Linked DNA regions of Mus musculus: region 1 is linked to region 2. The links are chromatin loops, found by intact Hi-C in ENCODE. Cell type or tissue: heart. All regions are shown on one strand. Each heading gives the region's core, and the rest is flanking DNA. Links, peaks and the distances in the headings are about the cores only.

The links. Peaks named below come from ENCODE experiments on the same cell type or tissue, not always from the same donor. Only the 100,000 strongest peaks of a DNase experiment are listed, where the experiment ranks them.
Region 1: a loop joins it to region 2, with 2.6 times the contacts of the local background. A loop is called at or near these places in 4 of 42 quality-filtered maps.

What each region holds. Positions count from the first base shown.
Region 1 is chr13:44,631,586-44,642,242 of GRCm38, reverse strand. It overlaps Gm40931 (a long non-coding RNA gene), which reads left to right and starts at 5,234. Exons shown (of 3, transcript XR_873343.1): 1 at 5,234-5,281. In heart, for the core only: no CTCF peak of the experiment used is centred there; no DNase peak of the experiment used is centred there; H3K4me3 peaks cover 823 bases; H3K27ac peaks cover 1,108 bases.
Region 2 is chr13:44,716,526-44,727,182 of GRCm38, reverse strand. No RefSeq gene overlaps it. Among named protein-coding and RNA genes, the nearest start is that of Jarid2, 9.4 kb to the left of the region's middle. In heart, for the core only: no CTCF peak of the experiment used is centred there; no DNase peak of the experiment used is centred there.

The sequences.
Region 1 (10,657 bases), core at 2,139-7,138, 84 kb after region 2:
TAGGCCAGGGAGACTAACCTCAGACAAATAACTAATCAATCAGTGACCCTTAGGATGCTTCAGTTTATGCTTTTGTTGTAAAAGGATTAAGACAGAAAAGCTTTAGCATCAGGCCAATGGTGGGAGCCCATGCGGCCTGTGCAGGAGCCCCGGTGTGGGAGCCCACGTGGGCGCCTGGCTTCCATCTGCCTCTTCCTGACTCTTAACATTATTTTTATAGCCTGGTGGTGTAGAACTTCTGTGTGACTTCCTCTCAATTCCTAGCCTGCTGTATTGGAGTCCAGTTAGACTCCTAGCCCCAAACCATGGCTATGTGAGTTTATTTAGCCGTTGATCCTTACAGAACCATATCCACCATGAAGCCAATTATTCACTAGCATGTGTGCGGATCGTTCAAATGCTCTCACAAATGGTATCAATTTAATTTTAATGTGTAGAATTAAAAAAAAAAAGCAAAACTGGGAATGGTGGTGATATAGCCTGTAATTCAGGCCCTCTGGGTGCTGAGGCAGGAGGATCACAGACAGAGTGAGTCTACCACGTAGTAGATTCAAGATCAGGTATCCAGAGACACATCGCAAGATTCTGGTCTCTTCTTAGGCAAATGGGTGGATCTGGACGATATCATCCTGAGTGAGGTAACCCAATCACAAAAGAAGTCACTTCATACGTACTCACTGATAAGTGAATATTAGCCCAGAAACTTAGAATACCCAAGATACAACTTACAAAACACAAGAAAATCAAGAAGGAAGGCCAATGCATGGATAGTTCATTCCTCCTTAGAATAGTGAACAAAATACCCATGGAAGGAGTTACAGAGACAAAGTTTGGAGCTGAGACGAAAGGATGGACCATCCAGAGACTGCCCCACCCAGGGATCCATCCCATAATCAGCCACCAAACGCAGACACTATTGCATATGCCAGCAAGATTTTGCTGAAAGGACCCTGATATAGCTGTCTCTTGTGAGGCTATGCAATGCCTGGCAAATATAGAAGTTGATGCTCACAGTCATCTATTGGATGGAACACGGGGCCCCCAATGGAGGAGCTAGAGAAAGTACCCAAGGAGCTGAAGGGGGTCTACAACCCGATAGGTGGAACAACAATATGAACTAACCAGTACCAAGGGGAACGCCAGGGCCAAGAAGTGGGAATGGGAGGGTAGGGGAGCCGGGCGGAGGGAGGGTATAGTGGACTTTCGGGATAGCATTTGAAATGTAAATAAAGAAAATATCTAATAAAAAATTGAGAAAAAAAAAAGATTCTAGTGTCATAAAACAACAAAATCAAAGCAAATAAAAGCAGGTCCTGGAGAGACAGTCCAGTGGTAGAGTGGTGCCTAGCGTGTATGAGACCCGGGTTCAATCCTTGGCTGAGAAAAATAAATGTATGTAGGGCAAACTTGCTGAATTCAGGATTAAGGATGTAGCTCATTGCACTTAATTCACATCTAGCATCCAGGAAAACCCGAGCTCCAGCACATCAAAAGCCAAGTGGAGAGGCACACAGTCATCCCACTCTGGAGACAGGGGCAGGTGGGTCAGAAGTTCAAGGTCACCCTTTGCTACACAGTGAGTTTAGGGGATCAGGTGGGATACATTGGACCTCACTAAAATAAAAAAAGGTGGGAAGGAAGGGAGAAAGCAAGTAGGCAGGCAGGCAGGCAGGCAGGCAGAGGCATACATTTATGAGTTTACACTTGCCTAAGAGCTGCAGGCTTAGTAGTTTAGAGTTTAGCTCAGTTCTTCTCTTACTGAAATATTTGACTTCTGCCTACCAGCCCATTTCCAGGAAAAGCTTGTAACTTTGAACCCAGTTCTTTCCTCTCATGGATTCTTTGGCTTATCAGCAATATATTGCCTTCTTACTCAACATTATCTATCTAGCAGGCTTTAGGCAAAACTAGCAAGGGAAGGCTCTGGTTGATCAGTCAGGCTATACAAATATTTATATACGTTTTCTCTTGAATTTTCCTTGCTGTTCCTCTGTGGTGGGGGGTCAAGACTCTGGCACAGGGAGTTAAGAAACCTGCGTATTGGAGAAATGGTTGTTGACATAACAGATGCCAACATGGGAAGATAAAACAGCACATCAGAGCTTGTGTTGAAGAAATCAGGACGGGCCAGCGAGATGGCTCAGCAGTTAAGAGCACTGACTGCTCTTCCAGAGGTCCCGAGTTCAAATACGAGCAACTACACGGTGGCTCACAACCACCCGTAATGAGATCTGACACCCTCTTCTGATGTGTACAGCTAGGTGCCCATGGAATCATTGTAAAATGCCAAAAGGGGGGGGGGGTTGTGCGTCAGGGGAGGTGAAGCTGGAGATGTGTCTATGTGGTAGACTGTGTGAAAATACATAGACCAGGATGGTCTCTAGCTCACAGAGATCCTCCTGCCTCTGTCTCTATCTTTTGAGTATATTAAGAACATATGACATCACAACAAGCTTGGCATTGGGCTCTTATGTGGTAAACACTGCCATGTTTCCTTTGTGGAGTTTACAAGGGAACTAATGCTTCTAACCAGGTCATTAGAACGAAGGGCATCCAGGAGTTGATGCTCTACTCCAAGATGAAAGGGACATCTGTGGAGGCCATGTCTAGATAGTGTACTCTCATCTTTCCTGAGGGAGGCCAGTGATACTCCTATGTGTAGATAGTGTAAGCTCATCTTTCCTGAGGGAGGAATGAGTGTCAGCAGACTCTATAGACGCTTTGGTTCTTCAGGGAATGTATAAACTGTGACTCTTGTTAAACTGTTCCTGTCGTAAATGGTAAATGTTTGCTCCTTTCTCTGTCTGAATTCTTAAAAATTGTTGATTTTATGTGTTGTACCTACACGTATGTCTGTGTACTACAGGGACGCTTCCTGTCCTCAGATGATAGGAGAGGGTGTCAGATCAGCAGGAACTATAATTACAGACAGTTTTGAGCTGCCATCTGGGTACTTGGAATTGAACTTGAGAGTCCTCTGGTAGGGCAGCCAGTGAGTGTTCTTCACCACTGAGCCATCTCTCCATCCCTGTTTCTCTATTTGAGACAAGAAGAACTTCCTGTCTTTTTCTGTGAAGGCTGATGACAGCAGTCCTGGGGTCACTGGCCACTCTAACTTAGGATGTCCTCAGGCTTGAAGGATCTTGCCTAAAGCAGTAACTCCACTGTGAGACAAATGGTTTTGCTTCAGATCCAAAGTGTACATTCTTTTCCCGTGCACCTTTTTTTTTTATGTTTTATTTTGTTCTTGTTTTTGTTTGTTTTGTTTTGTTTTGTTTTGAGACTGTGTCATATGTGTGGCCCAGGGTTGGCTTTAAAGTTCATATATATTTGAGGCTGGCCTTGAATTCTTAATCCTCCAGTCTTTACCTTCTAAGTACTAGATTTATAGGCAAGCACCTCCAGATCTGACCCCAAACAGTAAACTCTTTTTTTTTTTAAATAGTAAACTCTTGGGGGTAACATATATTTATTTTTCTCTTTTCTTCTTACTCTTTCCCTCTTTCTACTTGGTATATTAAATAGAGAGATAACATTTGAATTAATATCTTGGATTTCCAATCTCATTCCTATATCTATAGGAGTAATATGAAGGGTGAGGAGGGGAGGAAGGCACAGAGACAGAAACAGAAAGAGGAAGCCAGATGGAGAGTGAAATTGCTTCTTACCAGTAATATTTATAATCACTCATCCACAGATCGTAAACTGTTGAAAAACTTCCTTGAAAATTGTCCGGCTTTAAATAATGTTCTGAGACCTACTCTTGTCTGTTTGGTTGTGAGTCTATCTTTTAATGGCCGAGCCGTTTCTCCAGCCCTTGGGTGCGATTCTTCCTAGGCTGGATCTGGGGTTAGAGAGCTCGCCAACGTGGTTAAGAGCACTTGATGCCCCCTCATGAGGACTGACACTCAGACCCCAGCACCCACGCCCTGTCAGGTGGCTCGCAACCGCTCTATGTAAATTGGTTAGGAAAATAAGTAACAACATGAAATAAAATATACAAACAGACCTTTGGCCTCTGTGAGGTCTAAAGCCTACTTACATAAATTGTTGATGTGGTGACTGTGGAGGCCGTTGGGCTTTTTAAAATTAGAAAACAAAACAACAACAAGACCATATTATTACTGTGTCTGCGTGTGTGTGTGTGTGTGTGTGTGTGTGTGTGTGTGTGTGTGTGTGTGTGATCTGTTTGCATGGGCATGTGTGCCACAGTGAACACGTGCAGGATAGCTTTGCAGAACTGGCTCTCTTGCCACTCTTATGTCCATTCCTGGGGATTGAACTGGGGTTACAGGGCTTGTTTGGCAAGCACTTTTCCCAGCGGAGCCATCTTGCTAGCCCAGGTGGCTGAACAGTTCTGTGTTACAGATATAATGCTGCTCACAGGAGGCTGTTTGAATAACTGATCAAGATAAGGCACGTGATAATATTAAGTTCATATATTTAATTGGTCACACAAGGGACATTGATCCTCTACATGGTGGCTTTATCTAAAGATAGCCTCAAGCTACACTTCCAGCTCACAGGGGGCATGTCCCCTGACACTCCTGTAAGACTTTACACTTGGGTCTAATGAAGAAGGGGCCACCTTGGTGTGATCTGTGAGAATGGAGTATCTAATCCAAGAAGCTGGGAGTGTGCTAGGGTTCTTTTGGAGTTCCTGGATCCCCTTGTTGTTGGTCAGCTCCTGAACCTTTCCCCCATCCTTACATCATAACAGGAGTCTTGGGGTGCCAGATTCCACTCCTCTAGGTCCTGGGAGGACTGAGGATTGCAGCCCCTGCCTACCCTATCCAGGGCCTGTTCCTCTGGACATTTCCCTTGCATTGCTTCATTTGTAGACCCTGAAACCATACATAGACTATACATCAGAAAAGCTCCTTGTCCAGCGAAGTAAAGGTTTAAAAGCATTTCAAAGAATGACTTGCAAGGGTCTGGAGTGTTTCCTCAGATAGAGCTTCATATTCCCAAGGGAAGGGAGCTTTGCCACCTTTGTTCATGGAAATGGAAGCAAGCAAAACTTTGTATCCCACAGAGAGAGCTGGGACCTCAGACCCATGTGTGGAGCAGAGACTGTCCCTTAACTTCTGTCCCTTCAAGTTCAAGGTGAGGTAATAACTAGGACCTCACCTGGTAGTTGCAGGGGAGAGAATGAAATAATGAATGTGGAGTTTTTAAAATGTTTATTTCTTTGTGTATAGGTGTTTTGCTTGTGTGTCTGGATCTGCACCATGTGCAAGTCTTTGGAAGTCAGAAGGCGTGGGAATCCCCTGGAAGTGCAGTGAGTGGTGGTTGTAGCTGTTGGACACTGACCTCAGGCCCTCTGCAAGATCAATAATTGCTCTTTTAAAAAAACACACAAAAACAGATTTATTCATTTATTTATTTATATGTATATGAGTACGGATGGTTGTGAGCCTTCATGTGGTTGTTGGGAATTGAATTTTAGGACTTCTGCTCGCTCCGGTTGACCCTGCTCGCTCAGGTCCAAAGATTTATTTATTACTATACATAAGTACACTGTAGCTGTCTTCAGACACACCAGAAGAGGGTGTCAGGTTTCATGACCGGTGGTTGTGAGCCACCATGTGGTTGCTGGGCTTTGAACTCAGGACCTTTAGAAGAGCAGTCAGTGCTCTTACCTGCTAAGCCATCTCGCTAGCCCCTCTTCCCCCAATAATTGCTCTCCACCACTTGTTTACGAGCTATTTCTCAGACTCCCAAGTGTTCCTTTCAGACCATCACTCCCAGTGACAAGATAGCAGTGGTTTTTGTTTTGCTTCTTTTAAAATTTTTATTAGCAGTGTCTTGTTTAATCAAAGTGAGTGATTCAAAAGAGGAAACCTGCCATTCTGTCTTGTAAGCAAGTGCTGCTCTTGGGCCTAAGTGTGTGAAATGGGAATTATTTGTTATTTGACATGCCCTGGAGGGTAGTCCAGTTATATAGGTCTCAGATTTGTTCTGCAAGAAGGACATGGGAGAGTTAAACTAAGACACAGTTTTTTTGCATTGTTTGGGAGCCCCCCACCCCACCCATGTCCTCTCCCTTGCTTAACATCAAAGTGGCCTGCAGTCTATGTGCCAGCTTCTACATATTGTTGTACTCAGAGACGGCTGGTGGAGAGGAGCTGGCTTGCTTGATTAGCTGTGACTCCCTTCCAGGCTGGCTTAAGAGACCAAATGGACCCCGCTGCTTTAAGGTTTTAATGATAAAGAGCTAGGGGGAGAAGTTCTCTCCCTTTTTCAGTGAGGGTGTGTGGAGGCCCCAATAATAAATCATTTTGTTCCCTCTAAATGCTCTTTGGCATCCACACGGCGCACACTCAGATGGCTCCCACTTGAAAGTGCTCACCAAGTACAAATAGCTCCCAGCCTCCTGTGTGTGCCCAGTCCTCGGGACAGCTTGTGGGTGTGTGTACAGAGCCTGGGCCACACAAGAAAACAAAGTCAGAGGCTCTCTGTCCCCATGTCACCCCAGTTCCCTCTCCTTAAACACAGGAGAGGAAGGAGGGTCAACCTGCCTCCTTACCAGGGTCACAGCGTCTGAGTTTAACCCGGAAGCCTCCTTTCTCCGGGGGAACTGGTTTCCAGGCTGTTTTGTCCATTCACAGGACTCCTGGGGAGGGGGTGTGGGGGAGACACAAACACGCGTGCATATACACAGACATAGAGAAAGGGAGCCGCAGGGGGAGGGGGAGGGAGAGTGGGGGAGGGGAGGGGAGGGGAGGGAGGGGAGGGGGATTGGGAAAGAGCAAAAGAACTGCTGTAGAGTAAGAGGATTGCCCAGCCCTGACTGGAATCCAATCAGCTACTTCTGGTTAAACCTGGCCCGGAGGTTGACACTTCCGGCTTGGTCCAAGGGTGGGCTGCCTGCTTGCACATCCCTCCTGCTGCTAGCCGGCTCTGCCAGCTGTGTGGGTTTTTTTTTTTTTTTTTGGGTTTCTTTGGGGTTTTTTGTTTGTTTGTTTTGGGTAGCCAGGTTCTCCTTTGTACAGGTGTGCAGCTGGGATAACCAATGATTAATGCGGGTGTCTGGCAGGGCCTTCAGGGTAATTTGATTTGCTTGATATCCAGAGCGATCACTCCTCTCCTTTCTCCTCTCAGTTCTTCCCAACCCTGAGTGGCGGCAGTGTTTACCTTAGTTGGCGGTTTAGGATGATGAATGACACTTGTTTCTGGCTGTTCATTTCCGCCCCAAGTTTTAATTAAAAATTGCAAGCAACTCTTGTAATTACGTATCTGCGTTTCTCTCAAAAGTTATCAAATGTTTCAAACTTTCCGTATTCTTCCTCTCTTCCTCTTTATCAAATCCCAGTGCTGATGGGGACAGCAGAACACACCACCCTTAGGGGAAGCCATTATTCGTTTTTTTCTTTTCTTTCCTTTCTTTTTTTTTGTCTGTGAAGTCAAAAGCCACATCCTGCCTCTGACAGCATCCATTAAGACAAGAAAGGAATAGTCTCCCAGAAAGATGAGCTTGTCGGCAGAGGAGAGTGTGCGCTGTCCTAAGTAATGGGCCACTAACAAATACCTGCTGGATGCTGTTGGACCCACAAAGGGCCGCCTGTCTACCCGGAGAGGCTTCTGCAGCAAGGCAAAGCGCTGTTTGCTTTCTTTTCGAGAGCGATGTGGAGGAGAAGGCAGCTTGTGTATACGTTCCATCTGAAAGAATGGCCACACAGCAGCCTAGGCAGCAAGAGCCATGGGTTAATGGACTAGGAAATAGATGAACCAAGCCTACCCTGGGACCAGTCCCCCTGCAAAGTTGAGATAAAATTAGAGCAAGCGTCACTGTCGCAAAAACCACTATTAGGTTCAATAAAACAAGAACAAAACCAGAAGTGCTCTAAGGTTTGTTTTTTATTTATTTATTTTTCTGTCTCTATTTGGTTTGCCACATGTATGTATGTATGTATGTATGTATGTATGTATGTATGTATTTGATATAGCGTTAGAGTTGGGGGGGTAGTCCAAGCTGGGCTTGAGCTAGCCATATAGCCAAACGCCATGGAATTAAAAATGACCTTGAATTTCCTCTCCTTCTGCCTCCACTTTCTGAAGGTTAGGCTATGAGTGCCACTAACCTGGTTGTGTTAGGACTTAAACTCAGGGCTTCATGTATGCAAGACCAGCACTTTACTGGCAGAGTTATACTCCCAGCCAGGCTGATGTAATCTCACAAGGATTTTACTCAGTTACCATCAGAGTGGGGAACAGGGCAGCCTGCAGGCAGGCCCTAGGGAAGTAGCTAAGAGCTACATCCTGATCCAGGATGGTGGGGTGGGGATGGGGACGCAGGGGTGTGGGGGAGACAGAGACTGACTCCGGCTTGACATAGGCTTTTGAAACTTCAACCCCTCCCACTACTTCCTTCAACAAGGCCACACCTCTTGATCCTTTTAATCCTTTCAAACAGTGCCATTTCCTGAAGACTAAGCTTTCATGCAAAGTTAAATAGTTAGAAATAGAAATAAATAGTTAAACAGAGGCAGCTTGGTGCTATAGAAAGAAAAGGGAGTATACACTGAGGTATGCATTCTTTTCTCTCTGCCATTACTCAGGGCTGCTTTCCTTGCTACACGTTAAAGGATGCAAACAGCCTCTTAACCTTCCTTAGAACTTCACTCTTCAGAATCTAATTACCAACACACATGATGTAATAGAAGAATAAAGAAGTAGGGCAGAGGGGAAACACAGTGGAGGAGCGCTGAGTAAGACATATGTTACTATAGTGGGACCATTGCATGTGGTGTGTGTGTGTGTGTGTGTGTGTGTGTGTGTGTGTGTGTGTGTGTTTGTGTTAGGATTGGTTGGTCTATCAAAGGTGGCCTTTTAAAGACTGAAGATTGTCCTTGGAGATTGGTGCAGGGGCAGTGGGTAAAAAGCTAGGCACAGCAGCTATAGTCAAAGTTTGACTGGGCCCAAACTGGGATGTGAATTCTGACTTAGGCTTTGAGCATGTAGGCAAAATGCAGAAGATACTGAAGGTGTGGTCTAACAGAGGTTGCACTGCAGAACGAGGTGTTCTGCCGAGACAGCATAGAAAGACAGAAGGAAATGATGGTTCAGTGATGGTTCATAGTGGATTTACTTATGTTAATTGAGACTATCTAACTGTGTAGTCCTGGCTGGCCTGGACCTTATTCTGTGGAATAGGCTGACCTTGAAATTGTAGCTATCTTTTAGCTTCCTGAGTGCTAGGATTACAGGCATGCATTGACATGCTTGCCCTTTTTTTTTTTTTAAGATTTATTATTTTAATTTATATATGTATACTGTAGCTGTCTTTAGATACATCAGAAGAGGGCATCAGATCCCATTACAGATGATTGTCAGCCATCATGTGGTTGCTGGGAATTGAACTCAGGACTTCTGGAAGAGCAGTCAGTGCTCTTAACTGCTGAGCCATCTCTCCAGCCTCACATGCTTGGTTTGTAACAATTTCTTTCTTTCTTTCTTTCTTTCTTTCTTTCTTTCTTTCTTTCTTTCTTTCTTTCTTTCTTTCTTTCTTTCTTTTTTGAGACAGGGTTTCTCTGTGTAGCCCTGGCTGTCCTGGAACTCACTCTGTAAAACAGGCTGGCCTCGAACTCAGAAATCTGCCTGCCTCTGCCTCCCAAGTGCTGGGATTAAAGGTGTGTGCCACCACACTCGGCTTCTTCGTAATAATTTCTAAGTATATAATTTAGTATCACTACACATATTTATAGTACTGTCCAATCATTGCCTCACATTTCTGGAACTTTGTTTTTTTTTTCCCTGTAAAAGAGAAGTTCTGTTTTTAGTCAGGTGTGGTGGCTCATGCCTTCAATCCCCCATATTTAGGAGGCAAAAGCAGGCGATCTCTCTGAGTTCAAGGCTATCCTGGTCTACACAATGAATCCTTGTATTTAAAAAAACAAACAAACAAACAAACAAACAAAACCATGTGGCTGGGCAGAGGCAGTACATGCCTTCAATCCAGACTTGGGAGACAGGCAGGTGAATCTCCATTCATAGGCAACCTGATTTTCAGAGCAAGTTGTAGGACAGTCAGATTCTCACAGACAAACCCTGTGAAAAGCAAGCCAAACCAATGTTGTTATCTCTAACCTCTCCATTCTCCATCATTCCTACCCCTACCACCATCCTTATTTCTCTCTCTACGAATTTGATGACTTTCGGTTCTTCATCAATTGAATCATAAAGTACTTGTTCTTTTGTCTGACCTATTTCATCTCGCATAATGTCCCCAAGGCTCATTCATGTTACGGCATGTGACAGGACAGAGCACAGTCTATCAATGTAGACATTGCTTGATGGGCTCTTGTGCTGTTTCTACCTTTGGGCTGTTGTGAACGATATTTACATTTTCAGTTTGGAACTGGACGGCGCAAAGCCTCTCTATTCTCTTTCAAGTACATTACTTACCGTTCTCATGGCCAGGCCATGCTAGGAGGAACCACAAAGGGATTATGATTATATGTGTCAATCAGGAGGTGGAGGCAAGAACCTTTATTGTGGTTTCCTAGGGAAGAATGGCCAAGACAGGGGAAGCAGGCCACGATGAGTAACCTTCATTCGTCAGTTTTACTGGATTTGCGATCACCTAGATGATACACCTCTGGGCATGTTGAAGAGAAGACCCACCCTGAGTATGTGTGGGAACATCCCAGGTGCT
Region 2 (10,657 bases), core at 2,581-7,580:
CCTGGATGTCAGGTGTTTCATCTATAAAATGAAAGGGCTTAATTCAGTCTTCACCAAAGACACCTCTGGATCTCACCTGATCTAATTCTAACTTGACCTCTGTGTTGTTTGCTGGCCACAATCAGGCTTAAATGCAGACTGCTGTGTAAGAATTGTTAGCACAATCTTCTGGCTGTTACCAGTTGCCCAGCACACCAATTAAGATCTTCCTCTTTGGTTTTTGGGGTTTTTGTTTTGTTTTGTTTTGTTTTTTGAGGTAAGTAGTCATTGTGTAACCTGGGCTGGCCTGGAATTTGCTATGTAGACAAGGCTGGCCTTGAATTCACAGAGTTCCACCTGCCTTTGTGCTGGGACTAAAGGCCTAACTTTTCTTTCTTTCTTTCTTTCTTTCTTTCTTTCTTTCTTTCTTTCTTTCTTTCTTTTTTTGTGAGACAGGGTTTCTCTGTATACCTCTGGCTGTCCTGGAACTCACTTTGCAGACCAGGCTGGCCTTGAACTCAGAAATCCACCTGCCTCTGCCTCCCGAGTGCTGGGATTAAAGGCATGGGCCACCAAGCCCAGCTAGGCCTAACTTTTCATATGAATATCTTTGTATACTTGTTAAAACACTTGGACCTTAAGGAAGGACACAGTGGTGAACAGTTTTAATCTCAGCTCTCAAGAGGCAGAAGCAGGCAGATTTTATATATATATATACACACACACATACATATATATATATATATATATATATATGTGGGGGGGGGGGTATAATAACCTTAACTAACACATAAAATAACGTGGATCAAAATAAGCTTTATCAATTTCACCACTTCAATATGAAAATGAAGTATTAAAGTGTGTTTCCTGTTTTGGGTTGGTTGTTTGTTTTGCGGGGGTGGGGTTATGTTGTTTTATTCAGTTGGGTTTTTTTTTGAGACAGTTTCTTTGTGTAGCCATGGCTGTCCTGGAACTTGCTTTGCAGACCAGGCTGGCCTTGAACTCGCGAAATCTGCTTGCCTCTGGCCCCCGAGTACTGGAAATATACGAGGATAACCACCACCACTGTCGCCTAGATTTTTTTTTTCAAGTCCTGCATCCTCGTCGGGCATGGTGGCGCACATCTTTAATCCCAGTACTTGGGAGGCAGAGGCAGGCGGATTTCTGAGTTTGAGGCCAGCCTGGTCTACAAAGTGAGTTCCAGGATAGCCAGGGCTATACAGAGAAACCCTGTCTCCAAAAACCCAAAAAAAAAAAGTTGTGCATCCTATTCCACCAACTTTGTACAGATCAACACTCTATGTTCTCCAAACTGTGATCTAATAAACATTATTCCATAAAATAATACTAGGTGTAGCTGGAAAGAAAAGTGTTCTTAGAGCATGCAGTAGTAATGAATACCTTTGTTGCCAACACTCAGGAAGAAGAGGCAGGGGGATGTCTGTGAGCTCAGTGATCCAGGTCTTTTACATAGTTGTGGAGAGCCAAAAAATAAAGAAAAAGATTCTTAGATTTTACAAAAAAATCTGGGGCTGGGTAGATGGCCCAGTGGGCAAGAACACTTACTGTGAAACCTCTAGGACCTAAGCTGAGTTTCCCATGTCCATCCCACAGAAAAAGCCAGGAATTGCAGGGTGTGCCATACATAACTCCAGCTTTGGAGGTGGGGGCCAGAGATGAGATAGGCATACTGGTGGGAGACCCAATCTCAAGGAAATATGGCTCAGGGAAGATGAAGAGAATAAAATTAGGAGTTCAAAGACAACCTCCACCACTTCCTAACAAAAGGGCCTCCTAGATCTCAAAACTAACAATAATATAGTCATGGTGCAATCCCAGCACTTGGGAGATAGAGGCAAGTGGATCTCTGTTGAGTTCAAAGCCAGCCTAGTCTACATACTAAGTTCTAGAGACAGCCAGAGGCATACAGAGCAATCCTATCTTGAAAAACAAAAAACAAACAACAGCAACAATGAAAAACACAAAACCAAGCCGGGCATGGTGGCGCATGTCTTTAATGCCAGCACTTGAGAGAGAGAGGCAGGCGGATTTCTGAGTTCGGGCTATAAAGAGAAACCCTGTCTCAAAAAAAAAAAAAAAAAAAAAAAAAAGACACAAAACCAAGCAGACATAAGAAAAAAGTGGGGGAAAAAATAACAATAATATAAGCTGATTAAGTATTTTTAAACTCTAAGAGAAAAACTGACGGTGTAGTAGGGTATGGTGGTAGCAAGGGGATGAGAAGTTCAAGGTTATCTTGGTCTATATATCAAGTGCCAGAGTATGTGAGACCCTGTCTCAAAGGAGAAAAAGTTCCAAAGAAAGAATGTATGCGATCTTAAAGGATTGCTGAACGTACGTAGGTGACTGGGTACCTTATGCAGTTTCTCATTTTATGTAGGTCTATCTTCACGTGTGGAGGAAGAGAATGAGGAGGAGGGATATAAAAAAAAGTCATCTTTGACTGACATCAGGTTTATAAATACCTATGAGCCAGTGTACTCAGAAGGTGGGAGCCTCTGTTGAAAAAGGGTAGAGCAGCTATTTCAAGCTGACTGAGATTTGCAAGAGTATTTTAAAACACACCAGGAGGTAACCCCAGAAGTAAACAGCCATCTTAAATATGGAGTCCGTGGTGATGTCAAGGCAATGAGGCAGCTCTTTTTGTCAGCCCTTGAATTTACAGTCTTACTTGTCAAGCTTCAGTAAGATATCACAGCACAAACCCAATGACGTTTTAAAATCTGTTTTCTGTAAACCTCACTGGTAAAAGTCACTGAAAGGCCCTATCTTTTTTTTTTTTTTTTTTTCCATTTTTTATTAGGTATTTAACTCATTTACATATGGCCCTATCTTTAGACAGAAGATCTTTAAACTCTCAGGGCCAGCAAGTGCCCCAGTGGGTAAAGGTACAAACCTGATGCCCTGGTTTCAATCTTTGGACCCCCACATGGTGGAAGGAGAGAACTGATCTCTGCTAATAGCCCATTGACCACAGCAAGGAGTAATAAAAAGGAATTAAAATTTTAAAACAAACAAACAAAAAACATTGCTATTCTAACTAGATTGTATCCAGTGTTGCTGAAAAGAGTTGGTCCTCATTCAGGAACCCGGGAGAGGCAGCCAAGAGGGAAAATGTGCAGTTTCTCAAACTCATGTTACTTCCATAAACACACAGCAAGGAACTTCTCAGCCACCAGCGAATCATCCTTGGGGGATCATGATGAGGTAGCTAAGGCATATATATATATATTTCACAGTTCTCAGTAGCCAGGGAAAGAGGGCAAAGAAGTTGTATCTGGGTTCACCTTGGGTTGCAAGTTAAAAATGGACATTCGGGACCGGAGAGATGGCTCAGACCCTAAGAGCACTGACTGCTTGTCCCAAGATCCTGAGTTCAATTTCCAGCAACCTCATGGTGGCTCATAACCATTTGTAACAGGATCAAATGCCCTCTTCTGGTGTGTCTGAAGCGACAGCATACTTTTTTTTTTTTTTTTTTTTAATGAGGATGAGTCAGGCAGTGGTGGCGCACGCCTATAATCCCAGCACTCGGGAGGCAGAGGCAGGCGGATTTCAGAGTTTGAGGCCAGCCTGGTCTACAGAGTGAGTTCCAGGACAGCCAGGGCTACACAGAGAAACCCTGTCTCGAATAAAAAACGAAAAGAAGAAGAAAATGCAGATGAAAGTGTTTACTGGAAAAGGTGAGGGCAGTCCCTGAAGCAGAAGTGGAGCATTCCCGTTTTTCTTTCTGTCACCTCAGTACTTCTATCTCCCAGCAGCCAGAAAAGATAACCCCAAAGAAACGCCTCTCCCAACCAAGAGATGGACTGAACCCACTTAGTTATCCAGAGGGAGGGAAAGCAGGGTGTAATGACGTGGGCCTGTCCATAGTCCTATCCCTGGGAAGGAAGAGGCAGGAAGATGAAGCCTTCAAAGTTTTCCTCAGTTACTTAGTGACTTGAGGCCAGCCTGCGCTACACAAAATGCTTCCTAAAGGGTGAGGGAAAGAAACAAAAGTATTCTGGCTAGATAGAAAATGCACCAGCAATCACTGTCCATCACCCAAGTAATTATTTCTTCTCTATCAGAACCTTCCAGCAATCAGACCCTTGGGAGTCAGGGCACACCAGATTAAGGCAGTTCATTTGGGATTACTCTTTTAGAATATAAGGCTGCTCTTTTGTTTGTTTGCTTGCTTGCTTGCTTGTTTTTAGATTGTATTTCTTTTTATTTTATGGAGTGACTGTTTGCCTGAATGTACATCAGTGTATATCACCTGTCCATTGCATCTCCTGGTACCCTTAGGCAGGGGAAGAGGGTGTTGGATCTTCCAGTCCTGGGGTTAGAGACTATTGGGAAGCCCAGTGTAGATGCTGGGGATGAAATCCCCAGTCTTCAGGAAGACCAGTCAGCTTCTTAACTACTGAACCATCTCCATCCAGACCCAGTCCCTCAACCATAATGTCGACTGATTCTATGAATTCCCTACACTGATCAGGGAGAGCAAAAACTGTCTCTTGCCAAATCTGTGACATTTATAAAGTTTACAGTCCATCTTCCAAAACCATCTCCCTTCTATAAGTGGATGGGCACACAGTAGAATGAAGAAGACTCCAACCTTGGTGGTCACTCTGTGTCTAAACTCCATAGATTATTCATTTACAACTTCTTTGTGTTTCCATTGTCAACGATTCCTTGAATAAAAAGAAGTTGGATGTTTACTAGGGATGTAAAATCACAGCAGATCTGTTCCTCCAAGGCATAGAACACACCATGAATTTCTCAAGGCCAAGGTGAAAGAAATGTTGAGTAACAAAGAGGGGCCCTCTGGGTGGGGCTCCAGGATCGACCGCCTGAGGAGCACACCAGGGTCTCTCTGGGTGACAATGGGGTTGGAGGAGAATGAGGAAGTAGGGAAACTATTTGAATGTGGAAAGGAACCACCCTGCTCTCAACAAAGGGTTGGCCAGTAGGAAGTACCCATCTCAACAGATTGCAAAAAAGGGGCCCAACAATTTGTAGTGGTATGACACGTTTTTTATTCTTAGTATTTTGGAGGCAGAGGAAAGGAGCTAGGTCTCTGTGATTTCCGGGCCACCCAGAATTACATAATGAGACCTTGTCTCAAAAAAAAAAAAAAAAAAAAAAAAAAAAAAAAAGAGGTCCTAGCTAAGTATAATGTCACATGCCTTTAAGCCCTCCTGAGGCAGAGGCAGGATGACCTCTGTTCTTTTGAGGCCAGCTTGGTCTACATAGTGAGTTTCAGGACAGCCTGAACTACAAAGTTAGACCCTGTCTCAAAAACAAACAAAAAATACCCAAAGAAGTGAGGTTAATTAATACAATAACAGTGGTCTGGCACTCCTGAAAATAAAAAGATTTTGTTTTTATTATTTGGAAAAGCTGGTTGGTGGTAGCACATGCATTTAATCCCAGTATCTGAATTCAAGGACAGCCTAGGCTACAGATCCAGTTCCAGGACAGCCAGGGCTATTACACAGAGAAACTCTATCTCAAACAAACAAACAAACAAATAAAACTTGGACTAAGAATGTAGCTTAGTGGCATGGTGCTTATATGCTAAAGGCTCTGGGTCCAGTCCACAGCACTGAAAAGAAAATTCATGTGTTTAAGATTAAGTTAGCAGAGCCAGGCAGTAGTGGTTCATGCCTTTAAGCCCAGCACTTGGGAGGCAGAGGCAGGCAAATTTCTGAGTTTGAGGCCAGCCTATTCTACAAAGTGAGTTCCAGGACAGCCTGGCTACACAGAGAAACCCTGTCTCAAAAACAAAACAAAACAAAACCAACAACAACAACAAAAAAAAAGATTAAGTTAGCAGGGCTGGAGAGATGGCTCAGTAATTAGGAGCACATGCTGTTCTTCCAGAGGACCTGAGTTCGATTCCTTGCACCCACATATTTGCTCACACTGTGTGTAACTCCAGTTCTATGGGTTTTGTCACCCTTCTCTATATTCTGGGAAAAGCCAGGTGGAGTGGTACATATCTTGAAAGGCAGAAGCAGACAGATCTCCATGATTTTGGAGCCAGCCTTTGCTTCCGTAGTGAGTACCAGGCCAGGCAGGGCTACTTGGAGCAACCCTGCCCCCTCAACCCATTCCCACAGACTATCAGAGATGATAAGCACTTAGTAAATAAATGGAGAGGCCAGCTCAACTGGATGGCATAATCTTATAGTCCCATCACTCTGCCTGTGGAGGCAGGAGGATCAGAAATCCTGGCCATCCTCCACTACACAGTGCAAGTCAGATCTGTACCACATAAAGTCATGTCCCCCAAACACACAACAAAGCCAGGAAGGTGACTCAGCTCTGGCCACACAAGCCTGACAACTTCAACTGTGGGTTCAATCCCCAGAACCCACTGAAAAGTGGTGAGAGAGAACCAACTGCACTGAAATACACACACACACACACACACACAGGTACACACACACACAATTGCAAGTACCCATATGATATGCATCATTATATATACCACGTACAAGAACCTGGGTTTGGGTTGTTTTGTTTTGTTGTTCTTTAATGGGACATGAGAGGCTGCTGGAGCAATGGCCCAGCAGTTAAGAGCACTGGATACTCTTCCAGAAGGCATAGATTCAGTTCCCAGTACCCATATTATAGCACACAGGCATTTATAACTCCACTTCCAGAGAATCTGACACTCCCTTCTTTCCGACACCAGCAGGCATCAGGCACACACTACACATACATCCAGACAAAATACACACATAAAATAAATATTTTCCCAAAAAGTGCTTAAATTTTTTAATAAAAATAAATGAATGGATGGACAGGTGGCATTGTGCCAATTGCCATTTTATTCACTAGTGCTTCTCTGCACCTGGGGTGATCTTTCAAATGAGTATGACCACCAGGGACTTGCTATTATTGAGGAAGTGAAACTGACAAATGGCTCTTAAAAGCTCTCCATTTTGCTTTCTAGCTAAAGCCTCTCTCTCTCTCTCCCTCCCTCCCTCCCTCCCTCCCTCTCTGTCTCACCTTCACACAGTGAGCACTGGCATTAAAGGTGTGTACCAGCCGGGTGTGGTGGCTCACACCTTTAATCCCAGCACTTGGGAGGCTGAGGCAGGCGGATTTCTGAGTTCGAGGCCAGCCTGGTCTACAAAGTGAGTTTCAGGACAGCCAGGGCTATACAGAGAAACCCTGTCTTGAAAAACCAAAAAATAAACTTGTGTACCACCATGACCAGCACACAGCCAAATCTTCTTTTATGAAATGGCCAAAGGTGATAAGAAAATAGGAGATGGAACCCAAGGTCATGAACCAAGGTGCATGAATATCATCTCTAGGCTAAGACATTTTGAAATAGAAAGTATATATATATAGATCTTATATCCATCTTACAAATGATGCTTGTCTTCTGCCTTTTTGAGTTTGCTCCCCTGGTTCCGTGTGTGTGTGTGTGTGTGTGTGTGTGTGTGTGTGTGTGTTACAAGGCAAGCTCTCTGCCACTGAAATACAGCTATAGCCAACAGACTACATTTTTAGATCCTGAAGAATTCATACATTGTCATATGGAGGTGCCACACGCCTTTAATCCCAGCACTCGGGAGGCAGAGGCAGGCAGATTTCGAGACCAGCCTGGTCTACAGAGTGAGTTCCAGGACAGCCAGGGCTATACAGAGAAACCCTGTCTCAAAAAATAAATAAATAAATATTAATTAATTAATTAATTAAAAATAGACAGTGGAGCTCAGATTGTCAGTTTTAGTGGCAAGTGCATTTACTGGTTCAGCCAATTCAACAGTCCAGAGCTGAGGTCTTTAATGAGGCCATTAATAAAATGGAAGCCATTACCCTGTTGCGATGGTACACACCTTTAGTCTCAGAAGATGGGGCAGAAGCCCATCTGCGTTCAAGGCTATCTTGATGTTTATAATGAGTTCCAGGATAATAATAATTACAACAACATGAAGTCACTAGACTTAGGCCCTATTCCAATATGCCCGTCTTAATGATACAGGGGGAGTTGGGGGGATTTGGAGAGTTCCTAGTCTCAGTAATGACAGGATTTGAGAATGGATGCGAGTGGAAGGGAGAGGACAAACTTCTTCAAGTTTGAAAGAAGAACTCTGGGACAGGCAAGCCGTCTGTAGCAAGCAAGCTCAGCAGCCACCGGGAGAAGTCAGCCACATGGTGGGAAGTGAGGGCACTTTAGAGAAAAACTAAGAAAAAAAGCCCAAAGTAAAAAACAAACAAACAAAACCCAGAAAAGGTGCACCTTTTTTTTGTTTTGTTTTGTTTTGTTTTTGTTTTTTCGAGACAGAATTTCTCTGTATAGCCCACACTGTCCTGGAACTCACTCTGTAGACCACGCTGGCCTCGAACTAAGAAATCTGCCTGCCTCTGCCTCCTGAGTGCTGGGATTAAAGGCATGTGCCACCACGCCTGGCTTTTTTTTTTTTTTTAATTAGGTATTTTCTTCATTTACATTTCAAATGCTATTCCAAAAGTCCCCCATACCCTCCCCTGCTGTGTGGGACACAGACACACACAGAGAAGGAAGACCACACAAGAAAAAGGGGAGAAAGCAGTGTCTCTATGGCAAGAAGAGAGGCTTCAGGACACAACTCTAGGGCTAAGGCTTCCAGCTACAATTAGTAGCACTCCATTGGTGGCAGCCCTTCGAAACTAAGGCGGCCACTTTACAAATTTAGCTTTCATTTATAAAATGAAACTGGCAAGTGGCCCAAAGGGTTCGATCTTGAGTTGCTTTTCCAAAAATGGCCATGGGAACCTGTTCCTCATCTACTTCCCCTGTGACATGAGCTCGAAAGCTGAAGGAGGTAGTCTGTCCTCCTGTAGCATCCTCTACAGACCACGCTCCCACACTTGGCCTCTTAGCCATTACTGACTTGATTTGAAGTCATTTAACTGCCTTAGTAAGCGGTCGATGTTCAACATAAAGGTGGACTCACTCTCTGTGGCGGAACAAGGATGTTCCTCTACGTATTACCTTCTTCTCCCGGGTTTCTATCTTAGGTCTCCCAGCCTCTTCCGGTACTTAGCTCCCTCTTACTGAGTAGGCTACAGTCCAGCAGCCTGGCCTACATAGCAAGTTCTAGACAGGGCTACATAGTGAGACACTGTCTCAAAAAAAAAAAAAAAAAGCCATCCAGTTGACTGCTTCAGAATCAGTGTTGGTGACGGTGGTTGTTCTGCCTTGTGTACTCTCTCACTCAAACAAAAGCCGGGCGTGGTGGCTCACGCCTTCCAACATTTGGGAGGCAGAGGCAGACAGATTTCTGAGTTCGAGGCCAGCCTGGTCTACAGTGAGTTCCAGGACAGCCAGGGCTGCACAGAGAAACCTTGTCTCAAAAAACAAAACAAACAAACAAACAAACAAAAAAGAGCCAACGAGCCAACACAACCCTGCTCCCTCCCCCCAAATAAATAAGTTGTCTTTCTTTTCCTAAATAAAGTGTTTCGGTTTGTTTAAAACATTGTATCATTCTGCTCATTTGCTCTCCTCTATGCCCCCAAGTTCTGGACTCAACACCGCACCTGGGTCCTGGCTTATGTGGTATGGAGAGCAAAGCCAGATGGATAGACATTCATAGGCAAGGCAGGCACGTACCTCCTGGCTGAGATCCACATCCAGCCTCTATCTTATTTTATTTTGAGACAGCCTCCCTAGGTAGCTCAGACTGGCCTTGAACTTCTGGACGTTCTCCTGCCTTTGTGTCTCATTACAGGTATGACCCCCCCACACCCCACCAAAACGAAAACCACTGTAGTATAAACTTTTTTGATGGTCTCCTCATAATTAGTTTCCAGTTACCCCATCAACCTTCATACACATTAACCTTCGAAATGGGTATTACGGCCTAATTCATCAAAATGATGTGTGATGGGCCACGAGTGGAGCCTGTGCTTAATTTGGGTAAAATCTGGGTTTAATCCCCTACATCAAAATGGGGTGGGGTGAGTTGTAAAATGATCCACGAGGTGATTGCCACTCTCAGAAGACTATCCTAGGCCTAACAGATGACCTGAAGTGATGCTGTTACCTCTGTCAGTGCCTTTTTTTTTTTTGGTTTTTCAAGACAGGGTTTCTCTGTATAGCCCTGGCTGTCCTGGAACTCCCTTTGTAGACCAGGCTGGCCTCGAACTCAGAAATCCACCTGCCTCTGCCTCCTGAGTGCTGGGATTAAAGGCGTGCGCCACCAAGCCCGGCTGTCAGTACCTTTTTAATCCCACCAATTTTATTTTTGTAGTTTGTTCTTGGTGTGTGTGTCTAAGTGTGTGTCCCGGTTAGTGCTTATCAACTTGACACAGCTAGAGAGTCATTGGGAAAGAGGGATCCTACCACATTGTCCTGTAGGCAAGTCTGTGAGGTGATTGATTGTTAGTGAACGGGAAAGTAAGCGGGCTGAGCTAACCACCGGGAGCAGAGCAAGTCAGGGAGCAGCACTCCTCCATGGCCTCTGCCTCCTCCAGTTCTTGCTTCCAGGTTCCTGTCTTGAACTCTGTTTTGTTTTGTTTGTTAGTTTGTTTGAGACAGGATGTCTCTGTGTAATAGCCCTGGCTGTCCTGGACTAGCTCTGTAGACTAGGCTGGCCTGGAACTCACCAAGATCCTCCTGCCTCTGCCTCCAGAGTACTGCCATCAAAGGCCTCCACCACTATGCTCA